2 separate regions of the Homo sapiens genome follow, and region 1 is linked to region 2. A link is an interaction called in ENCODE POLR2A ChIA-PET data of the cell type or tissue named here. Cell type or tissue: A673. All regions are shown on one strand. Links, peaks and the distances in the headings refer to the core of each region. The heading gives the core; the rest is flanking DNA. Region 1 overlaps AK5 (adenylate kinase 5). Region 2 overlaps ZZZ3 (zinc finger ZZ-type containing 3).

Evidence for each region. Peaks named below come from ENCODE experiments on the same cell type or tissue, not always from the same donor. Only the 100,000 strongest peaks of a DNase experiment are listed, where the experiment ranks them.
Region 1: POLR2A ChIA-PET joins it to region 2 with 5 read pairs; 3 of 35 experiments call an interaction of 5 or more read pairs at or near these places.

Annotation. Positions count from the first base shown.
Region 1 is chr1:77,381,409-77,394,310 of GRCh38, reverse strand. The region is part of intron 6 of AK5 (adenylate kinase 5); the gene reads right to left. Among named protein-coding and RNA genes, the nearest start is that of AK5, 110 kb to the right of the region's middle. In A673, for the core only: no CTCF peak of the experiment used is centred there; no DNase peak of the experiment used is centred there.
Region 2 is chr1:77,618,096-77,630,997 of GRCh38, reverse strand. The region is part of intron 5 of ZZZ3 (zinc finger ZZ-type containing 3); the gene reads left to right. Among named protein-coding and RNA genes, the nearest start is that of ZZZ3, 58 kb to the left of the region's middle. In A673, for the core only: no CTCF peak of the experiment used is centred there; a DNase peak (open chromatin) is centred at 10,457; H3K27ac peaks cover 5,000 bases.

The DNA of each region.
Region 1 (12,902 bases), core at 2,801-7,800, 230 kb after region 2:
CTGCCCCACCACATACTCTTTATCTGACAAGAATTCATGAATCACAAAGCACACATTCAGATTTACGACATTTTTTCTTTTTCTTTTTTTTTTTTTGAGATGGAGTCTCGCTCTGTCACCCAGGTTGGAGTGCAGTGGCATGATCTCAGCTCACTGCAAGCTCTGCCTCCCGGGTTCACTCCATTCTCCTGCCTCAGCCTCCCGAGTAGCTGGAACTACAGGTACACGTCACCACAGCCAGTTAATTTTTGTATTTTTAGTAGAGACAGGGTTTCACCATGTTGGCCAGGCTGGTCTCGAACTCCTGACTTCAAGTGATAGGCCCACCTCAACCTCCCAAAGTGCTGGGATGAACAGGCATGAGCCACTGTGCCTGGCCAAGATTTACATTATTTTAAAATCTGGCTTGATAAATCAGTTTCTTAATAATATCAACAATAATGCACTGTTTCTCTTTGACCACAGGTCACACTCAAGGGAAGTGATGAGGTGGAGAGGTAGACCACCTGGATCAAATCCCAGGCACACCTTACTAGCTATGTGACTCTGGAGGAGTTACTGATTCTCTAAGCTTCTTTCCTCGTCTAGAAAATAGTGTCATGTGGGTATGGAATGCTGAAAGGTAGAAAATCCATTATTAGTACAGAACTTTGCATGTAGTAAATCTAAGTGTTGCCAATTACCACACTGGGAAGTGGCAAGTGGTTGTCTATGTAGAATCACGTTTTCTGGAAGTATTTGAGGTGGGATAAATTCTTTTAAGTCCAAAATGACTTACATATCTTTCTGACAACTTCTTAGCTCTCATGATCACTACTTTTTAAAAATCCCGTTTTACATTTATTTCATAAATACCATTATAACAATGATAAAAGAAAAGCCACAATAGCAACAAATTGTCCCAATCTGTGCCTAGCTTTCACATTTCCATAATCGCTTTTGAATCAAGCAGACACTAACTTAAAGGAGATGCCCTGCAAGTGAATAAATGAATTGCTGTCTCAATGGCTTTTCCTCCAAAAGAAGTAAAAGGTATTACAAAAATTATGCCCTGACAACTAGCTAGATTGATGTGTTTACTCTGAAGTAGTAATAACTATAGTTACAGTATCACAAAATGCTTTCCTCAGTTTTAAAAGATTTTACTAGCCTGGACAACATAGTGAGACCCTGTCTGTACAAAAAATAAATTAATTAATAAATAAAAATAAGTAGCTGCGTGTGGTGGGGCATACCTGCAGTCCCAGCTACTTGGAAGGCTGAGGTCGGAAGACTGATTGAGCCCAGAAGGTCGAGACTGCAGTGAGCTGTGATCACATCACCGCACTCCAGCCTGGGTGACAGAGCAAGACCCTGTCTCAAAAATATAAATCTAAATAAATAAATAAAATATTTTAAAGGAAATCCCACTACTATGTCCTGGTTGGAAGGGCAAAATGGGACATGGTGGGCAAAGTGATGAATTTGGAATGAGAAACTACAACAATGACATTAACACTAGATTGCAGAATAGATTTCCATGAATTATATTAAAAAAAAAACCCAGCAATCATTCCTTTGGCCACCAAAAGGCCATTTCCTTTTGGCATAAAATCATGACCTACTTAGCGGTCTTGTCAGAAGAGTCAGAACTATTATTATGAATGTGCGGATTTGGATTCTGTGTTTGCCAGTCACAATTAACACAGCTGAATGACAGCCGAGAGAGTTGAACACAACTCCCTGGGCACACACGGAAGAGAAACCAATATAGGTTCTCTCTTTCTAAAATCCAGATACATAATTTTTAATGATTTGTAAGTAGCCAGATACTTATCTCACTTTAAGAAAACATTAGTGTTTGTTTAAAATGTGTTATTTTATTTCTTTCTCTAATATGTCAAGTGAATTACAGAGGGATTTTGGCTTAAACTTTAAGTCAGTTATCTCATATACAGCACAGAACAAATCAGTAATTACCCTGAAGAAGAGCTAAGCAACTCATTAAAAAGGCCTCAAATGTATCAGAGGCTCTTTCACATTCCATTCATGAGATTTGGGCTTGGAAACTTGTGCTTAGGAGGAATACTGAAAAATTAACATCCATTTTAATCTCATGCCTTGTAATAATACTCATAGTATATTTTAAACTACAGGCAGGCCTAAACATAATCAATTTAGATTGTATAATTATATATCTTCACAGTCAATGGTTAATCTGTAATATAGCGGAGACAAAAATACTGAGAATCTTCTGGATGTTTCAAGTACTCTGCATGATCCAAGGATTCTAGAATTTCTCATTTTTATTCAAGGAGTATGTTGGAGTCTACGTACCTGTCCATTTGTTGTAGAACGAGGAAAATGCAGCTGTTAATTCTATCTTTTAAAAGGAAAACAAAGCCACTCTATGAAGCTATAAATGACTCAGGATAAGTAGTTATCAATATTTGTTTCACCCCATTTATTTCACCTTCCTAATTTCTGAGCATTTGGTGTAACGAAGAAGTTAAATGTGTCAGCTCTGATGTCACACCAGCCATGTGGCTCTGGAAAACATCCATCTCAGTTTCTGCAGGCATAAAATCAAGATAATAACAATTCCTACCTGATGAAAATAATCCAAGCAGTGTGTCTGCACATGGGAAATGTTTTCTAGATGCTGGTTATTATTATGATTTATTTCTTAGAATCTGGTTCTTCAGTGTCTTTTTTTTGTAGCACCTATCCATCTGTTCATTCACCCATTAGCTATTAATTGAACACTTGGGATGGATAGATACTGCAACAACAGCCTGAGGAGATATATATATATATATATATATATATATATATACACACACACACATACACACACACATATGTGTATATATATATACACACACATATATGTATATATGTATATATATACATATATATGTGTGTGTATATATATATATATTTTTTTTTTTGCATAAAGTACTGAGACAGACAAATAAATGTATACCAGGGTGATGTGCCTATGCCTCAGCTGCTGTGAGTGTTGGCAGCTAAGAGCTAAGAGCTCACTTCTGCACCCTTCTCTAGAGGACTGCTCTTAGCTAATGGGTGCTGTCTGGGAGCAGGACTCAACCCCTGGGGCTGTTTCCATAATCATCCTACCTGCCCATGCAACCAGGCTGAGGCTGGACTTCTCCTGAACCCATTTATTTGTGTCTGACTCCTTTTCCTCCCTTCTGCTTTTCCCTTCGCTCAATGACAGGTGTCTTCTGAGAGAACTCCCTCAACAGACCTTGTCAGAGGGTCTGCTGCCAGGAGATCTAACCCAAGACAAAGTTTGTCCGTGGATTATTTTGATAATAATTTTGACAGCAATACAGGTTTCAAGTAAATAAATAATGGCTAACCAAATCTTTCTACAGCTTCCTTAAAATACACAGACACAAATAATCTATTGTTCTTCCAAAGTGATTGTACACAAACATTTTAAGTATTCTTATTAAGGTGCCTCTGCCTTTCTTTGTTACTTTAGCTTTTTTAGAGCTCCTTCATCTTTAAACATAAAAAAATCATGCTATTCTACATATAGTATTATATACATAAAAAGATGTAAATTAAGTTGAACAAAAATATTATTTAAGAACTTTTAAACATTTTGTGTTTGCTTTTATTTCCTATGTTCTTCCAAAGTTGAAATAAAATCCTTTCTACTTTTTAAAACAGATTGGTGATTTTGATGATCTCCCTGGTTCCATGTTTATTCCTATTGCCTTTTTTTCATTCACTCATTACAAGTGGTCTGGGCTTGTCCTTTTGTGTAAGAGTAAGTTGTTAGCATCATCAACTCTGAGCTAAAATGGGCTTCTCCCCTCTCACCTGAGTGTCCAGAATAACATTTTTATCAGTTAACTGTTTACTGATACTGAGTAATGAGGCCATCCAACATATATGCAGTAGTCTAGGGAAATAATTTTCACATAGTGAAATATGTGCTCTAGTAAAAACTTTTGCATCTGTGTTTTGTAAACCATGACAAATAATGCAATTATAAATAATTATAGATGAATGCCTGGTACAGGGATTTCACACCATTAGAACTGTGCTTATGTGGCTTTTTAAAGAAACTAAACATAACTGATTTTACCTGGGTAGGAATGTCAGAAATGAACAGAATGAATTTCTTAATATTCTGCAGGTCTCTTACTGAATGGCTAATTATCCTTCATAACTGGTGATCCTTCACCAAATCACAGAATTACAGGGTTAAAATAGACCTTGAATGTCCAGCTGAGACCCTCTTCTCACTCCTGAATTTGGACAGACCAAAGGCTTGAAGTCTGCCTGCCATGAAATTATACTCTTTTTTTAAAAAAGATTTTTTTTTTCTTTTTGAGACAGAGTCTCATTCTGTTGCCCAACTTGGAGTGCAGTGGTGAGATCATGGCTCACTGCAGCCTCCACCTCTTGGGCTCAAGTGAACCTCCCACCTTAGCCTCCCAAGTATCTGGAACTACAGGCATTCACCACCACATCCAGCTGATTCTTGTATTTTTTGTAGAGATGGGGTTTCACCATGTTGCCCAGACTGGTCTTGAACTCCTGGGCTCAAGCAATCTGTCTGTCTCAGCGTCCCAAAGTACTGAGATTACAGGCATGAGCCATCGTGCCCAGCCTTAAAAAACAAATTTTAGAGACACTGTGGTGTCATATTATGCATAAAATAATTTGCAATTATTTAACCTCCCAAATTTTCACAAATTTCCTATTAATCACACTATCAGTTTCTATGAAAAGCTAAAATTGTATTCATTTCCTCCATCTTCCTTTTTTCTGCAGTCATCTTCTCCTCCTCACTACATCCTTCTGTCACTTTTCTGTATTTAACTTATGTAATCCAGCATTTCTCCTGTTTCAGGCAGCCTCAGTGGCCCAGATAATGATACTTCCTTCTTCCCTATTAGCAAGGCACAGAAACTATTCTTGCAGTAGCCATTGATTCATCCACTTTCTTTCCTGGCGTTTGGGACAAGAATTTGCAAACATCTTAACTACACGTTTGAAAATGGAATGTTTCTATTCCCTCATTTCCACCATTTTCTTTTCTCAGGCAGATGTGGTCTTGGCTTTTACCAATAGTGTATCACATCAAAGTAATTCTACAGTCTCTCTCTGGAGACATCAGAAAGGCAGCCTTGGGATATCCACTTTCATACCTCACAGGGTCCCACAGTACAGTCCCCTCCAATTCAGGCTGCTCTCTAGTCAAAGAAGTCAGTTACTATTCTCAACGTTGTAAGCTTCACTGATCCTTAATTATGCTGCTTGACTATCAGTAAGCCTTCTTTTTTCCAGACAAGGTAGTTCTCATTTCGGAGCTAGCTCTGCTTCCATCCAGTCTCCTGGTTCTTCTCTTCTACTTTCCTCCACTTCCCTGATATTCTGAATTTGCTTCCTTCATTTGCGGTCTGTGATTCAGACTGTCCATTGCAACAGCAGCCCTTCCAGTCACCACGTCAAAAGAGCTTTCACACTTCACATTCTCTTATTCTCCTTTTGGCCAAGTGGAGAAAGTTCAAGGCTGTAATTAATCTTTTTTTTTTTTTTCCATAGAGCTTATGCTTCCCACATTGTTTTCAGTAGAGCATAATAGTTTTCTTAAATGTCAGGCTTTATGTAGCTGATAACATTTTAAAGGTATTTCTCCCACGTTTTTCATTCTGAATTATCATAGTTTCCCATACATGAGGAATGCTTAATGCAAAAACAACAACAACAACAACAACAAAACAACCAAAAGAACGACCAGGTTCTTTTACATGGCTTTGGGTTTCTCAGATGTTAAAGATTTAGTGGCAAAGACTACCTGAATGCTGAAAATAACTTACTGACAGAGGACAGTGCTTGGGGTGATGATAATTCAGAGATAATACACCTATTAATTTGTTCTCTAAATGTAGCATTTAACATTGAATGCATACAGGGACAGAGATGCTGTGACTGCTGTTTCACTTTTCCTTTCCTTTAAAGACAAACATCTGTTAATCTAGCAGCTTGACTTGTATCATAAAATATGCATGTCACTACGGAGACCAGTGAGATTGATCTGAATAAGCAATTAATGCCCAACACTTGTGATATTGTATTTGCAGAATTATGGAAGAAAAAATGTTACAGAGTAGAATAAGAGGAATTCAAACCTTGAGTCTCTTAAAGCCTCATTTATATATGTGCATGACAATGGAACTTTCAAACAATATGATTGTTAATATGGCATTATGTCATAATGGATCAAGAAACAGTAATGCTTGTCATTTAAAATGGCAGGATAATAAGAAAATAAGCAGCTGAGAAATCAATGTTAGACAAAAGTATCCAGGTGGTGGTTTTAGCAGCCAATTTTAACACAGAAATAATGGTTTACATTGCTCTGAGCAAACCTTTACTAATGGAAAGCCAGTCTTAAACAAAAGATAAATGAAAGGATGATTATTTGCTTTTCAAATGATTCAGTTGTTCCCTAAAAATGTTACTAATCAGATACCAAGTCCTGTTAATTCCCAGCAGAATGTAGCTAACTTTAAGCAAGATGCAAGAGGCTTGTTTTGACTCCATGCTGCTCATCACTTGGAGTATGTTTTCAGACACATGTGATTAAGCTTCTTCACCTATAAATGAAGACGTTCTAGGTCCAGTCAGTGGTTTCCAGCCTGGGAGTATGATTGGGGTTTAGGAAAGCAGTGATAAGCATCCACAAGTTACTTTAAAAAATATTTTGCATTTCAGAATGCCTAATGGGAATTGTATTTATGTCACGAAGATGCTCTAAATGTAAGCTAAAACCTTGAGTTTCTTTGCTTGGCCTTGTCAACTTAGTAGTAATAGTGGTTAACTCATGCTGGTCAAAGCTCTGATTGATTATAATGACATTCTAGAAATTTACAGTGACAATTAGGGTAAAATAATATTTAATGTTCCTCAGAGATGAAAAAATTGTGTATCCCTAAGTTTTTGTATCTTTAACATTCTAATATTCCTCCTTTCCATTGCCAATGCCATTGTTCAAGTTAAAGTCATGCTCATGTCCTAGCTGAAAGGTTGCTATAATTGCTTAACTCCTTCTTGACTTCTGGCTTAGTCTTCTGGTCACAGCAAGCCACATATTACCAGCAGGCTGATCTTGCCTATATCTTGCTCAAAAACATTCAGGTGCAGCACTATTCACCATAGCTAAGAAATGAAATCAACCTGTGCATCCATGAACAGATGAACGGACAAAGAAAATGTAGCACATTTACACAATGGAATTCTATTCAGCCATAAAAGGAATGAAATCCTGTCATTTGCAGCAACATGGGTAGAACTGGAGGTCGTTATCTTGAGTGAAATAAGCCAGACACAAAAAGACAAATATTGCATGTTCTCACTTACATGTGAGAGAGAAAAAATTTGAACACATAGAGGTAGGAAGTGAAAAAAATAGATAATAGAGACTGGGAAGGGTGAGCGCAGGCAGGGAGAGGGGAGGATGAAGAGAAATAGGTTAAAATAAAGGGAATAAATTAAATGATGTTGATAACAGAGTAGGATGACTATACTTAACAAAAATGTATTGTACTCAGGTGATGGATGCCCTGAATACCTCTGACTTGATCACTACACATTATACATATGTAACAGCTTTTATCATACACTCCAGAAATTTTCAAACACATACAAGACATTCAGGGACTTATTATTTCCTATGAGATAAAATCCTCCCCTGACATGGTATCTTCAGGCTGCCCTTTCATAATGATTTTCCCCCACCCTTTCAATACATATCTTATGCTGCTGCCAACCTGGCTTACTACTCATCTCACAGTGTCATATGAGCTGCCTGCCTCTGCTCCTGTGTGCTCCCTTTCACCCCACAGTCCTCCACACTCCTCTGTGTAATCACAAGGTTCTTTTAAACACTCAGCTCTAGCCCCCTTCTCCATGAACTGAAGCCTACATCATCTCCACCCTTAAGTCCAGAGACAGACAGTGTCAGTCTGTTACTCTTATTTAATATTTGGAATATGTTGCCTTATAATATTGCCATCCTGAATAAATGATAGACTCTTGGAAGGAATGGACTTCTTGCAAGTCTCTAAATTTCACACACAGCCTAAAATAATGTATTTGATTTACTAAGGGCTCAAAGAAAACTAATATTGATTTATTAAAAATTACTCTGTGATTGCCAGGAACACAACTATTATACTAAGCAAGGTTATGACTATTCCAAGCCTCTTAAAAATTTAAAAATAATTAAATCAAAGTAATATATACACAGAGTTTGAAAAGAAAGATAATATGATATCAAAAGGCTTCATGAAAAATAGCAGTCTACTCTCTTGCAGGCAAACTTATTTTTATTTTAGCTGTTTCCGCTGGAAGTTATTGCCATTATAAACAATATATTTGACTGCTATTTCTTGATTTCTCAGTTTTAGGATTTATCTCTTATACCACTTTTCACCTCCTATGGTTGTGATCTCTAAATACTATTATGCCACTCTTTTCTACTACATGATTCATTCTCTCATGGAATCCTGTTCCTGTTCTGTGGTGACACTACTTTCTCATATTTCTCTGAAGATGTAACTAGACTGCTGCTAATGTTTTCTCGCATTTCCTGTGTTACCTCCATTTCTTCCAGGTTCATTGCTTTTTGTTGTGTATATTGCACCTGCATTCATATTGAAAGCTTTCCTCAAAAGGCCTTTTCGTTGACCACACATATTTATGAACAGTGGGAATTTGATGCCTAATAGTAAAATGTAGCCAAAATATTTATTATTTTGAGAGGGGTGCAGAGAAGAGGGAGAAGACAGAAACAGAAACACACACTTAAAAACTTTGTAAAGTCTGGCCGGGCGCAGTGGCTCAAGCCTGTAATCCCACCACTTTGGGAGGCCAAGGTGGGTGGATCATGAGATCAGGAGATCGAGACCATCCTGGCCAGCACGGTGAAACCCCCTCTCTACTAAAAATACAAAAAATTAGCCGGGCGTGGTGGCGGGCACCTGTAGTCCCAGCTACTCGGGAGGCTGAGGCAGGAGAATGGCGTGAACCCGGGAGGCGGAGCTTGCAGTGAGCCGAGATTGTGCCACTGCACTCCAGCCTGGGCGACAGAGCGAGACTCTGTCTCCAAAACAAAACAAAACAAAACAAAAACAAAAAAACACTTTGTAAAGTCTCAATTTACCTTCATGAAGTCAGACTACCCAAAATGTCACTGATACATGAAGAAAACTGCCCTGTCCTGAGCATCTCACCCACTTAATAGCAATATATTAATCAACAAATTTTGGCTGTTGATGAATAGAGTTTAAGAGTTAAACTTACTGTTCTACATCTAGTAAGGGGCAGAGCTAGGACTTGCACCCAGGCGATGTACTTCCACTATACCATTCTGCCTCTCACTCCACGACTACCAAACAACCCTCAGTCCTGCTATTCACTAATTGGTTATCACTTGTAGTAGTAGTAGTGTCATCATTACCGAATCCTAGAAGTATTGCTGCATACGAGGGGTGTGTCCATTTTGATAGATGCTATTATATACTTTGAACTCACTTCCATAGTGACTGTTGGGCATTGAATTATTTCTAGTTTCTGTTATGAGGCATGTGGATTAGTTCAGAAAGGTGTCCTATTTCTTTTATTTTCCTTCATCTTTCTTTTTCCTTATTTTCTCTTCTGTTTTTCTTTTGCACTGTTTCAGAGGCAGCATGGGGTGGTAGAAAGAGCTTGGGTAAACCAAGACTTGAATCTCTCTGATCTGATCGACTTATGTAGCTTTTCTGAGTCCCTTTCTGAGTCTCAATTTCCTTATCTTTAAAACACAGTCAGTAATGTCCACCTGTAGCATTTCAGTAAGGATATGAAATAATATCTATAAAGTGTCCAGTGCAGGGCTTAATTTAGTTTTCCAGTAAGTGTAGTAGATATAATTATCACCATCACTACATAGTTCTAGAAATATTGCACTTAAAAAGGATTTTGAAAGATTTTGTTACATTCTTTCAACTATCTTTTACAACCATAGTGTAAAACACTGCTGCCTGCAATGTATGAATATACTCTACAGCTCTGTCGCTGTAGAGTTTCTTTATTTTTGATAATTTAAGTAGTTGTGAGGTGGTACTGCACGTTTGAGTTACTTAATATTTCCCTGATTAACAGCCAAGTATGAACTTTTTTCTAAATAATGTCTGTTCGTGCCCATCTGTAGAATAAGGGCCTGCTATTATGCTTATGGCTTTTTTTAAAAATGTGAAATTTAGATATGAAGAAACTGTCATATTCATGGTGGTTTTATTATATCTCTAATATAACATTTTTAATCTTTTAATAATGAAATTCATCCACCCTTTTTCTATTTGCTCAATAGTGAAGGGAAATACATTTTCCTTAATAACTGGAGCAATTATATTACATTTTAAATTGAAAAACCCCATATATTTAACTGTTTCATTCAACTAGAGTTCATTGTGGCTTATTTTTCTTAATGTTGATAGCTACTCATTTCATAGGGCATTATTATCACTTAAAAACACTTGATTTAACATATCTCTATATTTCATATTTTATAAAGTTCTTTACATGTTGATATTACATTTTGATATTTTAATTGGAATTGTAGTAACTTTGACGGTTCTTCAACATTAGGGTCAGAAACAAGAAATATATTGGCTTTTACTCAAATAGTCCTTTGCTTTTCCCATGAAGGTTTCATAATATTTTTTATTCAGTGCTAGAGAATGCCATATTAGCATAAGTAGCAGATATTTAGCATTTTTTTGATACGGGGAATGGCATCTCTTTTCCTTCATTATTGTTCATTTTATGATCACTTTACTAGATTTTCTAGATCATCACACATAGCTTTCAGTTTATTACCCTGGATTTCCTAACCATAAATGGTTTGCAAATGGTAATCTTTGTCTTTCTTTATTCCTGTGTTAATCCCCCATTTTTTATGACTTCTCACAGTGGCAGGAATCCTTAATAATATAGATAACTTGAGTGCACTAAAGTGTACTCTTGTTTTGTTTGGAAATGTGTGTAATATATTTTTGTTAAGTATAGTGACTCTTAATTTTCAGTAAATATTACTTTAAGAGTAATTTTATGCTTAAACTTTACTTTTCAAAAACTCCAGAAAAATGTACGACTTTAATCAAATGTCTTTTAAAGCAATCTATTCAAATACTCATTATGATGTTTTTGAATCATTCTGCTGACATTTATCATAATAATGGTTTTTCTAATATGGTACTAAACTATGTTCTAGGGATACACTTTATTTAGGTATAACAAATGAATTTGTGAACATATTCATTTGTTCTCTTTGTATTTCTTTTATTTAGGACCATAAGTGGGTTGTCTGAACAAGCTTTACTTTTAGCAATCAACTTGGCAGGATTTAGGCTCAAGATGAAAGGTGTCTCAAGAATACTGTGATTCTGGATGAAAGAGTATTATTATTAACAATAACATCCATCACTATAGGGTTTGAAGGCTAGAAGATCTGTTAGACAGTGCTTAGTATCCATGTTAACTCTTTATTAGCAGTTGAGGAAACCAAAGCCCCAAGATGTTAATGACTTGCCCAAGAATCCACAGATGGTTGGTGGGATAAAATAGAATAAAAACATACAAAAATGTGTTCTAGGCTGGGCGCACTGGCTTATGCCTGTAATATCAACACTTTGGGAAGCTGAGACGGGTGACTCACTTGAGGCCAAGAGTTTGAGATCAGCTTGGGCAACAGAGTGAGATCCTCTCTCTATAAAAAATTAAAAATTAGCCAGGCATGATGGTGCGTGCCTGTATTCCTAGTTACTCAGGTAGCTGAGATGGGAGGATTATTTGAGCCTGGAAGTTTGAGGTTGCAGTGAGCTGTGATTACACCATTGCATTCCAGCCTAGGTGACAGAGTGAGACCCTGTCTCTAAAACAAATGAAAAATTTAAAAAAGTGTTTTACATCTTTAGTGGAAATGGCAATATTTAAATCTGGTACTATCATTTGCTCCAGTTTTGCATTTTGAGCATAATTTATAAACAGAAATAAGCAAAAAAAAAAAAAAAAAATTAAAAGATTATAAAATGGGTCTTACGAGAAAGTGTAAAAGGATCTGGGTTCTTTTATGGGAAAACGATTGAAAGGACTTAATATCATTTTTAATGCAGAAAAAGATTTCTTAATGAAAAGAATGTCTGAAAATCTTTTTTATAAAAGTTCATGGAGGAACTGGTGAAAATGGTTGTCCGAGATCTCCAGGCAATGCAGCAACCACCTTTGACCTGGGCAGCCTCTCCCTGTGCAGAGGGTGGGTGGAGGGGTGTGGCATGTGCATGGCGGAGGAGGTCTGGCAAGCAATAATGCATTTAAGTTTTTTCTCATTAATCTACTACTTTGTTTATTTTAATGCTATCTAGCATCCTTATTAGGGTTGCTTCCATGTCAATGTGGAATTTATTTCACCTAGTAAGATGTTAGTTACTTTTAAATAAGTGTCTCTATAATTTAGCTGAATATACAAAATAGAGAACTCTGAATGCTCTAGTGGGTAATAGTAGGAGAATAGTGGTAATGATAAAATAGAGTTACCTGGGAACCCCAAATATTTATAAGCTGAAGAAAATTGTTCAGATTTCCTTTGTTCAGACCTGTTAAGCAAACCCCTGTGAAGTCAAGGATATCCCACTATTGAGCACTTAGTAAAGTAATATTTTGCTACTGCTTGTTTGCATGTCTGTCTTGCCCTCCTGTACACAATGTCTTTCAAAGCAGGACCATGTTTTGTTCTTTTGGTGCCAAGCATGGTGTCTTGTACATGTGTCTTGTACATAGCTGGCCTGTGTTAAATATCTGTTGAAGAAATAAATAAGTGACTGGAATCTGGGCTG
Region 2 (12,902 bases), core at 7,356-12,355:
GACAGACTTATGTAATAAGTTAATTACCTTTATTGCTACAGGGTAGGCTTTTGAATTAATATCACAACCAGATTATATAGACTGTACATAAATACTTTGATTTGAGGAACATTTCTAGTGGTTTTGTTGTGACAATTGCCAGACCCTGGTATGTGTCAGATCAAAGTATCAAATCCTGGTTGTGGGACATAATATTTTTTTTGCCATGCATTGTAGATAGTGTAGATTTGTATATGGTAATACAGTGGTCTTTCAGCATAGGCCCCTTCTGAAAAGTTTTCTTCTGCTTTCTTTTGAAATACTATCTTAATATTGTATTTGATAGTTCATGTCATCTGAGCATTTTACAATTTTGTGAAAATGTTAGGAGTCTCGAGTATTTGGAATATTTGAAGTCCAGTTTTAGATAGCAAAACAACTCATAAATGAAGTTTTTTTTGTATTAGAAATAAGTTGAGTTCTGCTGTTCATATATACTGTCAGTTTTTTTGTTTGTTTGTTTGTTTTTGTTTTTCGTTTTTTGAGACAGCATCGCACTTGTTGCCCAGGCTTGAGTACACAGGTGCAATCATGGCTCACTGCAACCTTGACTTCCCTGGGCTCAAGCAATCCTCCCATCTCAGCCTCCCAAGTAGCTGGGACTACAGGCACATGCCACCACTCCTGGCTAATATTTTTTTGTATTTTGTAGAGGCAGGTTTTCACCATGGTGCCCAGGCTCGTCTTAATCTCCTGGGCTCGATTGATCCTCCCACCTCAGCCTCCCAGAGTATTGAGTATAGGCATGAGCCACTGCACCTGGCCTAGTATCAGTTTTTAAAAGTAGACCTGTTTATCTGCAGTGCAGGGAAGGAGAGCGTATGTCTTAGGAAAATACCAAAAACTAAAGAAATGTGAATTTTTATAAAATGATATATGTTAGTTCTGTTCTTTGCTTTTTATTGTTTTAGTCTTGACTCGTTATTGATTGTGGAAATTTTTTTTCTAGTAATTCACTACAGTATTACTTTTTGTAAGAGATTGCCCGATAATAATTCTGAAGGATGATGTTCACATAAAACAGTTACCTAAAGATACAGTCATAACATTGATATTCCACATTCATAACCCTTTGAGGATGAGAACAATACAGCTTAATTGGTGCTTTTATACATTTTATATAGTGTGCTTTTATATGTTTATTTTTCATGTGTTCCTTAAGATATAGAGACTCCTTTGGAATTTGGATGCTAGTTGCTTTGTTAGAACAGTGTTTTCAAATTAATGCCTCATTGGGTGACATTGGGGAAAAAATTACTGATTCTTGCCTTTTTGCCTTGCTCCAGATCTTTTGAAGGATAGCACTTTTTTTGTTTGTTTGTTTTTTGTTTTGGAGACAGAGTCTCACTCTGCCACCCGGGCTGGAGTGCAGTGGCACAGTCGTGGCTCACTGCAGCTTTGACCTACCTCCCAGGCTTAGGTTATCCTCCCACCTCAGCCTCCCAAGTTGCTGCTGGGACTACAGGTGTACGCCATCACACCTGTCTAATTTTTTGTAATTTTAATTGAGACAGGGGTTCGCCATGTTGTCCAGGCTGATCTTGAACTCCTGGGTTCGAGCGATCTGCCCGCCTTGGCCTCCCAAAGTGCTGGGATTACAGGCATGAACCACCTAACCTGGCTAGGATCGCACTTTTGAGACTTTTCTCTTTTTTCTTTTTTTTCAAAGGAAGCAAATCAGAAATGAGATGGAGTATCATGATTAGCATCTCAGAGCTAATTTAAGGAAAATTGGGAGAGGGTGTTTGATCATGTCAGATCTAATCTCTTTCAGTAAAGTCTCTTTCCTCCCCCATACCTTCATTGTCTAGAGCCAAGAGTTGGTTGGATATAATGTTGGCTCTTTTTAATCCAAGTTGCCATCGCTAAAAGTAGCATCATGACACCTGTCTGGTGCTTTCAAGTCTCAAGTAAATTTCTGGCAGTTTGAAAATGATGTTAAAAAGCACTTGGGTTTTAAAAAAAGGCACTTGAAGGAGATGGTTTATTCTCCTCCTGTACACACATATGTACATACCTTGTCAAATGTTACTTCTCTTCCTTATTCTCCCTGTGCTAGAAACGTTCTCCAGGTAATTGCTTTTTGAAACCGAGGTTGAGCATTGCCCAGCCTAAATATGAATATCTCTACCAGTAGGGAATGAATACTTCTTGATAGCCAGTTTTAAAAGTAAGTTGTTAATAGAAAATACTGAGCATGGCATAATTCTTTGTCTAGAGCCAGGAGGACATAACTCTGTGTTATTCTAGTTGAAACTTTTCCTCTAACCTAACAGTGATCAACAGCCTTCTATCCTAGTGTTCAGCTTACAGTTTATCTGTCTTGTGTGCAAAGATATCCCATATAAGGTCATCCGATCACTTGTAAATGTTTGCGAAAGTATTGTGTAGAATCCTAGTCTTAGATGTGATTTATAGTAAATTAGGCATTAGACCAGGGAAACAAATCTGTGGATGTTCTGGGTACTAGCTTGATGCCTCTCTAGATGCCATCCCTCTTCTCTAGCGCATAAATCCACAGTGTGCTTTTATATATTTATTTTTCCAAATGGAGAACCCCACTGTGAGAAAGGGACCAGAGAATATCTTTTTCTCTGGCAAGATTCCATCTGTGGATTATTTTATTAGACATGCCTTCTGAAAGATTAGGGGTGGAGGATCAAAAGAAATATTCTTTATCTGAAGGCTCTTTGATCTTCAGGGTTGATAGAATCTGTTAAAGTGTTAGATAATACAGTACCTAATGATTTCTTTTTAGGCTTAAATAGCCTCACTGAATGAGATTATTTACTTAACTGTGATTGCCCTTTCTGTTTCGGAATTGACCTTGCTAATTTTTGAATCAGGAGCACTGAAACAGATCTCTAAATTTTGAAGGTCTGGCTCTAGGAAGCACAAGTGTGGAAGATTTTAGGTCTTAGGTTTTAATGTTCAGAGCGTTTCTTCCAATTCAAAACGTAATCACTGGAAAATAAACTTCTAAATGAAAATGTGCTTTGGTCAGCTGCCTCTGAATTATCATTGTGCAACATTACTTAAATAAATTTGTGTTTGAAAGACCTTGGGTATCTTCATTTAAGGATCTTTGGTATTATAACATTTCATGAACAGATAAGGGGGTGAAAAGTCAAATTTAGGGATTCTAGATTCTTGAGCTCTTACAAAGATTAACTCATTGATAACAGATTGCTAACATTTATACCAGTTCTTAAGTTTCTAGATAATGAACCTGTAAGATAGTTATTGCTCATCTAAGAGTGTTGCTCAGGTACTCTGCAGGTGAGAATATTATTTTCAAGTCACGTTTAAGAGTTTCTAAGAATTGTGTTAAACTTGGATTTTGGAAAACGTTAATGATAGTAAATAATTATAATATGTCCTTCTTATTGCACCATGCTTATTTCATAGTTGATTAAACAAACATTTGATATTTTCATCAATTTTGGAAGCTGCATAGAGAAAATCTTAATCAGTTCTTGGAGATTTACTTATTGAGAGTCTACTTTTACTGTTGGTCAAAGTAATTTCTTTCAAGGGGCCAGAAAAACTCCAGGATCTTGCTTAAAAATCACTAGAGGAGTCATCCTACCCTGAATAAGATAATTTTACATCTGTATTGTGCTTCATAATTTACAAAGCAATTTCATTAGTTTCTCATTTGACTATCATGACAGTTTGAAAGTAGACAGGATAGGCACCGTTATACAGTCCCCATTTCCTAACTCGTAATTAAGAATTTTAGATTATTAATTTTAAGTAATATAATGAATTACTAAATAGGATCAAACTTCTATCTTTTAATTACTAGTTTGAACTATACTTGGTTACCTCATCCAGTGAGGACTTACTTCATGGGCTTTTGGGTTTCTATGTTGAGAACCCTCATGGAGCAGATCTTGGGGACTCAGTTGTCAGGAATTCTTTACCCTGAGGTTAGGTTCTGTAATTGTAGTCATGATTATCTGATTTTTATTTGTTACAGAATCAGCATTATAGGTAAGTACTTTGCTTTATTTATTGAATGAAATACTTTCATGTTCATTATTTTAAAGAACATCTTATTTGTGAAGAATAAACTGGTGAAATAAAACTATGGCTGTAGCTTGATTTCAAATAGAGGATTTGAATAATATGAAAAGAATACTCTGGGGTATTTTAGAATGCGGTAGGTATATTAAAGTCAAAGATTACTAAGGAAAACTCATGCTTGGTGTACCTTCTCAACTCACCAGAAAAGGCTGTAGAATAATAGCCGGATTTACCCCTCTGGTCTGGCACAAAGATTAATGGGAAGAGAGAGGTAGCTTTCTAAAACAGGGGTCCCCAACCAGTCCATGGCCTGTTAGGAACTGGGCTGCACACCAGGAGGTGAACAGCACCTCCTGTCAGATCAACAGTGAAATTAGATTCTCATAGGAGCACGAACTCTATTGTGAACCATGCATGTGAGGGATCTAGGTTGCACGCTCCTTATGAGAATCTAATGCCTGATGATCTGTCACTGTCTCTTATCACCCCCAGATGAGATCGTCTAGTTGCAGGAAAACAAGCTTAGGGCTCCCACTGATTCTACATTATGGTGAGTTGTATAATTATTTCATTAGATATTACAATGGAATAATAAGGATAATAGAAATAAAGTACACAGTAAATGTAATGTGCTTGAATCATCCTGAAACAACCCCATCACCCAGTCTGTGGAAAAAATTGTCCTTCATGAAACCAGTTCCCAGTGCCAAAAAGGTTGGGGACTGCTGCTCTAAAATATGTAATTTTTGCTTGTAAGTAGAGTAAGCCATTGACTAACCAAAACATTAAGTGAATTTTTTGCTTTTTCCTTTGAATACCAACTTGTTTTGTTTCAACTACTGTAGATGGTATCTAAAAGTGATTCTCTGCTGTAATCCAAGTATATTTGTACCCAAGTATAATTTAACCTTTTCTTTTTTTTCTTTTTTTTTTGAGACAGGGTCTCACTCTGTCACCCAGGCTGGAGTGCAGTGGTGCCATCTCAGCTCACTGCAACCTCTGCCTCCCAGGTTCAAGTGATTCTCCTGCCTCAGCCTCCTGAGTAGCTGGGATTACAGACGTGCCACCACACCCGGCTAGTTTTTGTATTTTTTTTTTTTTTAGTAGAGACAGAGTTTCATCATGTTGACCAGGCTGGTCTCGAACTCCTGACCTCAAGTGATCCGCCCCCCTCAGCCTCCCAAAGTGCTGGGATTACAGGTGTGAGCCACCATGCCTGGCTTAACCTTTTCTTTTTGATTTAGGTTCATCTTTTTGACAGAGGTTATGAAGTAATACTTTTCTGGCATCATTGCCAGAATAGGTCTGTTTTTTTCCTGTGATAAATTATTTTGGGCTACTTGGTTTTTTATGTTCTTATAATCTGTTTCTTTTCTATGTTCTTTTCTAAGTTCTGTGACTTTTTATTGTTTTCTTCATTTTTGTTGGCTTTCATGAGTCACCTTCCTTTAGTAACTAAGACTTTCCTTCTAATTGACTGCTTTTAGTTTTCTCTGAAATTGGATATCAGAATAACACTTGTCAGAATTATGTCTCATGATTCTTTAGTGATTGATACATTGAGGAGTTTATCTTTGAATGAATATGTGTTAGTGTGTGGGATGTTTGATTGTGTTTTCTTGTTTGTATGCTTTCCGGTTTAGGGGCTGTGTTTCATGTAAGTTACCAGATCTAAATTCTGAACAGAGAAACAATAATTATTTCCTTATATATATGGTAAGAAAGACTCACTTAGCAATAAACCCCATCTAAAACAATTATTTATCTACAATTTTGACACTAATTGAAGCTTAGCTTTTAGTTGCAGAAACTTAATTTTGGTAATTTTTTATAGAAGTGTACAGAAAACCCAACTTTTTTCCTTCTATACTCACTCTGTCTCAGTACTTCACTTCTGACACCAGATCTATAGGAAACCTCAACTGTTTTTCTCTCTACTCACACTCAACACTTCTGTGACCAGATTTGTGGTGGTTTTTCCCACTGACCAATTCTCTGACTCAGTTGAATGTCCTATGATTCCATTCAATATTCTGACACTAACTGGAGTTAGTGCAGACCCCACAGGTTAAGGTCTCCATCCTACAAGACTGCCTCCCACTTCAGAAGCCAATCACAAATGGTAGGTCCTCAGGTTACCCACAGTTTCGGTCTGACTTGGCTACAAATTGGAGGGTCCCACCACCCCCTCCTCAGATTTGATAATTTGCTAGAGTGGCTCACAGACCTCAGGAAAACAATTTACTTATTACGGCTGATTAATTACAAAGGATATTTCGAAGGATCCAAATGAAGAGTCAGATGAAGAGATATGTATGTACGGCAAGGTCTGGAAGGGTCCCAGGCACAGAAGCTTTTTTTCCTGTGGAGTTTGGGTCAGCAACCCTCATAGCTCGTAGATGTGTTCACCAATCTAGTAGCTCTCTAAACTTTGTCTTTTAGGGGTTTTTCAAAATGGAGCTTCATTTCTCAGGCATGCATGATTATTAACTCAATCTCCAGCTCTTCTAACCTCCCCAGAGCACACAAGGGTTGGGGCTTGTAAGTTGTAATGATGGCTTGCTCTTTGTAATGACCATCCTCCACCCAGGACTCCACCCAGAGTGACTTTATTAGAACAAAAGGGTCTCCTATCATCCAGGAAATTCTAAGGGATTCAGGAACTCTGTGTCAGGCACTCCTGTCACTCAGGAAATTGTAGAGGTCTTAGGAGCTCTGTGTCAGGAACTGGGATCAAAGACCAACTATTAGGAACAAAGATTTTTCTAGCATCCCTATTTACAAGAGTTTTAGGAGCTCTATGCCCAGAACTGGGAGTAGAGACCAATATATTTACTTTTTATTATTTCACAAGTAGGCTTAGGAATGTTGTATTTTTACATATTAGTAAGAAGAGTATACCATATATGCTATTTTTTGTGTTGTTTCATGTTATCAGATATTGTAATGTATAGTAATAAATGGGAAGATCTGTGTTGTGATCTACTTCTCTCTTTTTTTTTGGTCTTACTTTTCAGTGGAATCTTTTTGTTTGTTTAACTTTTATTTCTTTTACTGTGGAAAGCTGCTTTTGTTTGTCTCTTTATTCTCTGATTTTAACATAGGGAAAATCTGAATGTGGCCAGAGGAGACTAATAATTTGTGCAGGACCCTCTCAGGCAAGATTTTCTGTGGTGTGCTGTGATTGAATTTTCACATGTCTACTAATCTTGGGAATTGGATTATAGACATTGTACATATGTTGCTGAGGGTCAGGATTTTGTTTTCTTTCCTTAAAAAATGTTGACATTTGTTCTGACAGGCAGTTAATTTGGGGATAAACTTGGTCCTGTTAAGGCTTATGCTTACCTTTGTTAGGGGAAGTACAGAGTAGCCTGTTCTCTAGATCTCGGTTAGCCTTCTATAGTATGGTCTTAGTGATATCTTGTTTAAAGAGGTAATTTACTATGGTTGATAGAATCATGAATGTTTCTAGCCTTATGAGGACACTGTTAGTTGTTCTTTATATAGCTCCTTGGTAGTTGTTCTTTGCTTGGTTTGTGGAGTCTCATCTTATGTGTGTGCAGCATTATATTCAGCCAGACTCAAGAGGACCTCTATGCAGATAGCATTGTTTGTCTTTCTGTGTTGCTTCTTCCTTTTTGATACTCCGTCCCACAAATTCTAGCCGCTTCAGCTTCCCCAAACTGTTTTCTGTCTCTCTGCTGAGCAACACACCTCCCTGTTCTATAGTACTGACAGTACTTCCAAGTAGAAAGAGAGGGTGATAATAGGGCTTATTTCATCTGTTTGCCTTCTCTCACAGATCACAGTTACATGCTGTCTGTTGTCTAATGTTTGGAAATAGTTATTATTTGTATATTTTCTCCAGTTTTGTAGTTGTGGATGGCAGGATGGCCATTCTGTGTCAGTTACTCTGTTATGACTGTAAGTGGATGTCTCTGATGTAATTTTAGTATGCACTGGGTATGTTTTCTTCCTATAATACTCAAACCCAAGCCTGCAGTTTGATTATCTGGGGATTACTGTGGGCGAGCTTTTACTTATACCTTAAAAAATAGTTTCAGCAACTTCTTTTTTTTAAAGAAGTTGAAGTCAGAAATTGTAACAGTAAGAATTTTAATTGAAGAATGATGGTAACTTCTACCTACTTGTTTTAGTTATGATTAGGTATTGCTGAGGTTGGAACAGAAATAAAAATTAGGTTACTGGTGAGATAAAGTTCTTGAGGATGGGTAAAAGAGAGAAGGTGACATACAAAAAGATATGAAACTTTTTTACTAGGTTTCAAATGGTAATTCTAAGAGTCTAAGAAATTACGTATTTGTTAGCTATTTTTCACAGATATTTCAAGGATTTTTGTTGTACCAGATTTGCTGTATAATATTTTAATAAAGCCATGGTGAATATGTTCTTTTTCAATCCAGTTTCTAGTAGATGGTTTTCTTTTTAAATAAATTTAAATGTAAAGTATTTTGGAGAAATCTATTTTTCCTTGTACTTTAATTTTTACCATTTGTGTTGGAAAAATTTGATTCAGGTTTTTTTTTTTTTTTTTTGCTATTTTTCATTTGTTTTACATTATCATTCCTTTTAGTTTATTTTGTTTGTTTTGTTTCTTTTGAGACAGGTTCTCACTCTGTCACCCAGGTTGTAGTGCAGTGGCACAGTCTAGGCTCACTGCAGCCTCAGCCCCTCCGGCTCAAGCAATCCTCCCACCTCAGCTGCCTGAGTAGCTGGGACTACAGGTGTGTGCCACCACACCTGGCTAATTTTTTTTTTTTTTTTTTTTTGTGGAGACAAGGCCTCATTATGTTGCCCAGGCTAGTTTTGAACTCCTGGCCTCTTTCCTCGGCCTCCCAAAGTGTTGGGATTACAGGCATAAGCCAGCACACCCGACCCTTCAGTTATTAACGCATTCATATATTTTAACTAAAGGTTCTCAAAACATAATTAAGATTATGCTTAAACTTTTAGTTGGAGGGAAGGATCATGTTACCGTCTTAACATGTGAGATGTGAGATTGAAAAAGTGTAAGATGTCAGTTAAGATTACAATAAAAACTGGAAGTATATTCTTTTTTCTTTTATCGTTATTATATTTATATTTTTTCAAGACAGGGTCTTGCTCTGTTCCCCAGGCTGGAGTACAGTGGTGTGATCATGCCTTACCGCAGCCTCGATTTCCTGGGCACAGGAAATCCTCCTGCCTTGGCTTCCCAAGTAGCTGGGACTACAGGTGCGTACCACCACACGTGGCTAATTTTTATATTTTCTTGTAGAGATGGGGTTTTGTCATGTTGCCCAGGCTGGTCTCAAACTCCTGGGCTCAAGCCATCCGCCCACCTTGGCCTCCCAAAGTGCTGGGATTGCAGGTGTGAGGCACCATGCCTGGACTTTTTTTTTTTTTTTTTAACTTAAATTTAAATTTAAATTTTTATTTCTTAAATTTTTTCCCAAACTCTTTCTTCACTGGATTTTTTTTTTAAAGGGAGGGTCTCACTCTGTCACCCAGGCTCAAGTGCAGTGACACAATCATGGCTCACTGCAGCCTTGAACTCCTGGGCTCAAGTGATCCTCCCGCCTCAGCCTTCTAATTTTATTTAATTTTTTTGTAGAGACAGGCTCCTTCTGTGTTGCCCAGGCTGGTCACGAACTTTGGGTGTCAAGTGATCCTCCCAAAGTCTTGGGATTACAGTTACGAGCCACTGTGCCTGGCCAGTAGTGTTTTTTGAGACACTAATTATAACTAGATAATGTTTTTATTTTCAAGATGCTTATATTATTTAGATCTAGAATCTCACTATATTGTTAAACTTTATCTTTAAATTATTTACCAAATCAAGGTGATTGGGCTAGATTTGAGGAACTCTACAACTGCCTTCCAATTATTTTTCGCTGGCAGTATGATGCTAAGCTTTTGTTTCTACAAAAAAACTTTATTTTGATTTCTGTAGTTATAATTAGTGTATTATATACATGGTTTTGGACTCACTTCTTTCTGTGTTCTTGCCCTTATTTTTGGCACTGCTTAGGCTTCAGTTACTGGCTTTGTTCTTCCTTTGCATCCTCTCTCTGGGTGTTCCCACTCACTGCTGTGGCTTAAATTACTATCTATATACTGATGAATTTTGAAATGCCTATCACCAGCTTAGATTATTCTTGAGTATCAGACCATTTAGTGGATAGCTGCATTTCCATGTCCCATAGTATACCCAGTGGAACATGTCTGAAACTGAACTTACTGCTTCTTTCATACTCACATTGAATATTCACGTTTTTTCCTTGATTTGGTGGAGTCTTTTACTTGCCCAATCCAGAAAAAGCAAAGTATTCTTCAACTACTTGTTTACTACACCTTCCTCTCCTACTGTTCTTACTGATTCAGCTCAGTTTCCTTCCTTCCTTCCTTCCTTCCTTCCTTCCTTCCTTCCTTCCTTCCTTCCATTCTTTCGTTCTTTCTTTCTTTCTAATGTAGGCCACTGTCATCTCTTTTCTGGATTACTTAACATACTTCCTTATTTGCTTTCTGTGGTGCTAGTTTACTTTGCCAATGAATTCTTATACTGTAGCTGGAGTAAATGTCTTAGAATAAAATCGACTCTTTAAAATGAATCATTGCATGATTTTTAAACATGTCTTTTACTGTCTGCCTCTCACTGTACATTCTATTCCAATTGAATCTTGATTTCCTTAGTTCCTTAATTATGTTCTCTCATTCTAGGCCCTCCTCATATGCCTAACTGCCTGCTCTACCTTTTCCCTGTTTTCTTGATTATTGTGCTACTTCTACAAAGCCTTTCTGAATTTAGACATCATATTCTCTGAGAAATCTTATCTTTAGGCCTGATTATTAGTTGCTCCTTGTGTGCTGTGTTGTAGTTATAATTGCCTGTAAATGTGTACAAGAGACCATAAGCTCTTTGAGAGAATCATGTCTGTCTGGTTGGTTGATGTATCGGTGGTGAAATTTCAAGCATTATACTGCTTTGAAAATGTCAGAGAAAAATTTAGCATGCTTTTCATAGTAGAAAAATTTAAATACCATTATTTGACTTTCAAGATTCTGAATTTTATATAGTGTTAGTGATTTTTTAACATTTAAATTTTCGAAAGAAAAATATGCGATATCATCATTCATATGGTTAATTTAACTCAGCTATGTGGAGACATATAAGAGGAGTCTCATGTTTACAGATGAGTTGTCCGAGTTTGTTACCTAGTGGTAAAATCATGTTTTTACATGGTCATATAAGAAATGTAAGTTCAGTTTTTAATAATACCAGACTCCCAAAGAGAAGTCATTGTGTTATAAAATAAATTTAGGTTTGGTATTATCAGAATGTTTTATATGATTGTAAATACAATTTTACAATCTAGAGTTTTGCCAGTAGGCATTAGAAGCCTACAGAGTGGTTAAGAATTTGATTGTGGTTGTCTTTACTGAATTGAAGGACTTGAAAGAAAATGTGTGTCCTTGCCTTTTTATGTGTGTCTGTTCTATTAAAGATTTTCAGTAGAGGATAGTACTCAACTTTCTTGGTTAAAAACTCATAATTTTGAGTAGATGCTACAATTAATTTAAAATGACATGTGCTGTGTCTTTGCAGTTACTATGAAATGATAGCCTACATATAGTTTAACATACATGTAGTTTGGGCTATATTTGAGGTATGTTGTTTGTTACAGTATTAGTTTTTAACTAGAAGTTACTAACTTGCCTCTGTTATATGAAACTTTTATGTATTTGTAATACTAGAATAAGAGGTAAACATTTTAGATTTTACAGTGGATTGTTTCATAGAATAGGTAATCTAAAATTCTGGAGTAGGGAAATATCAAGGGAATCTTGATCTGACTGGTTGTCAGGGGTTTTTTTCTAGATGATTGTGAAATTTTTATTCTGTTAGCTATAATATAGTTGCATTTAGCTTTCTATTTTAAGAGAGAAAACTCAAGAATTCTGTGGCATATATTTAGAAAAGCAGAACCTAGGGATAAATTGAAAAGGTCATCTTTTAAGGTCTGTTCCCATAAGAATCTTTGAGTCTTCAGGGGAAAAAGACCATTTTTTGAAGGTTATAATAATGTGATTAAAAAACACTGACAGATTGTTTTAAAATTTCCTATACAAGTTACTTAAATTCAGTGACTAGTAAATAACTTCTTTAAGCTATTTAAAACTAACAAGGACAATAAAGTTAAGGTAATCAGAACTTGTTTGCAGCTTGTTGCAGGAATCAGAAATTCACTCAGAGTATCTCAAACAACAAAGGGGTTTATTTTAAATAAATGATAGCAAACAATCTTGCGAATACTCATGATCAGAAAACAAATTCGAGGCAGACCTCATGAAATTATAACCTGTCAGTATTCAAGATTATATATACTCTCTCACCACTGCTTGTCTTTGTACAGTACAGGCTAGTTTTTCTTATTTTATTAATGTTTTTTGCACACTTTCTTCCTTTCCCCTGAAATTTCATTTTGCAGATGGCATTGGCTTCCTACTGTGCTTGTCATGATCCCAACTTTATATGACATTTTATTCCCAGAGCCTCGTCACAGTCTCTAAAGAGAACCTGGTTCTTGACTATCCAATAGATTGGCTTCCTTGGTCAGTCCATCCCTGGCCGAATTATCAATTGTCAGGGGTGGGATTATTGGACAAAAAAAAAAAAAAAAAAAAAAAAAAAAGGCTGCATTGGTCTACTCTTCTAGAGCAAGGGTATATCTTCCAGCAAAAAGGTATGTGGGCAGGTTGGTAGGCTGCCAAAACATGCCCATTATAGACCATTTAGCTTTTTGGGTAAAATTGTACTCTTGGTCAATTGT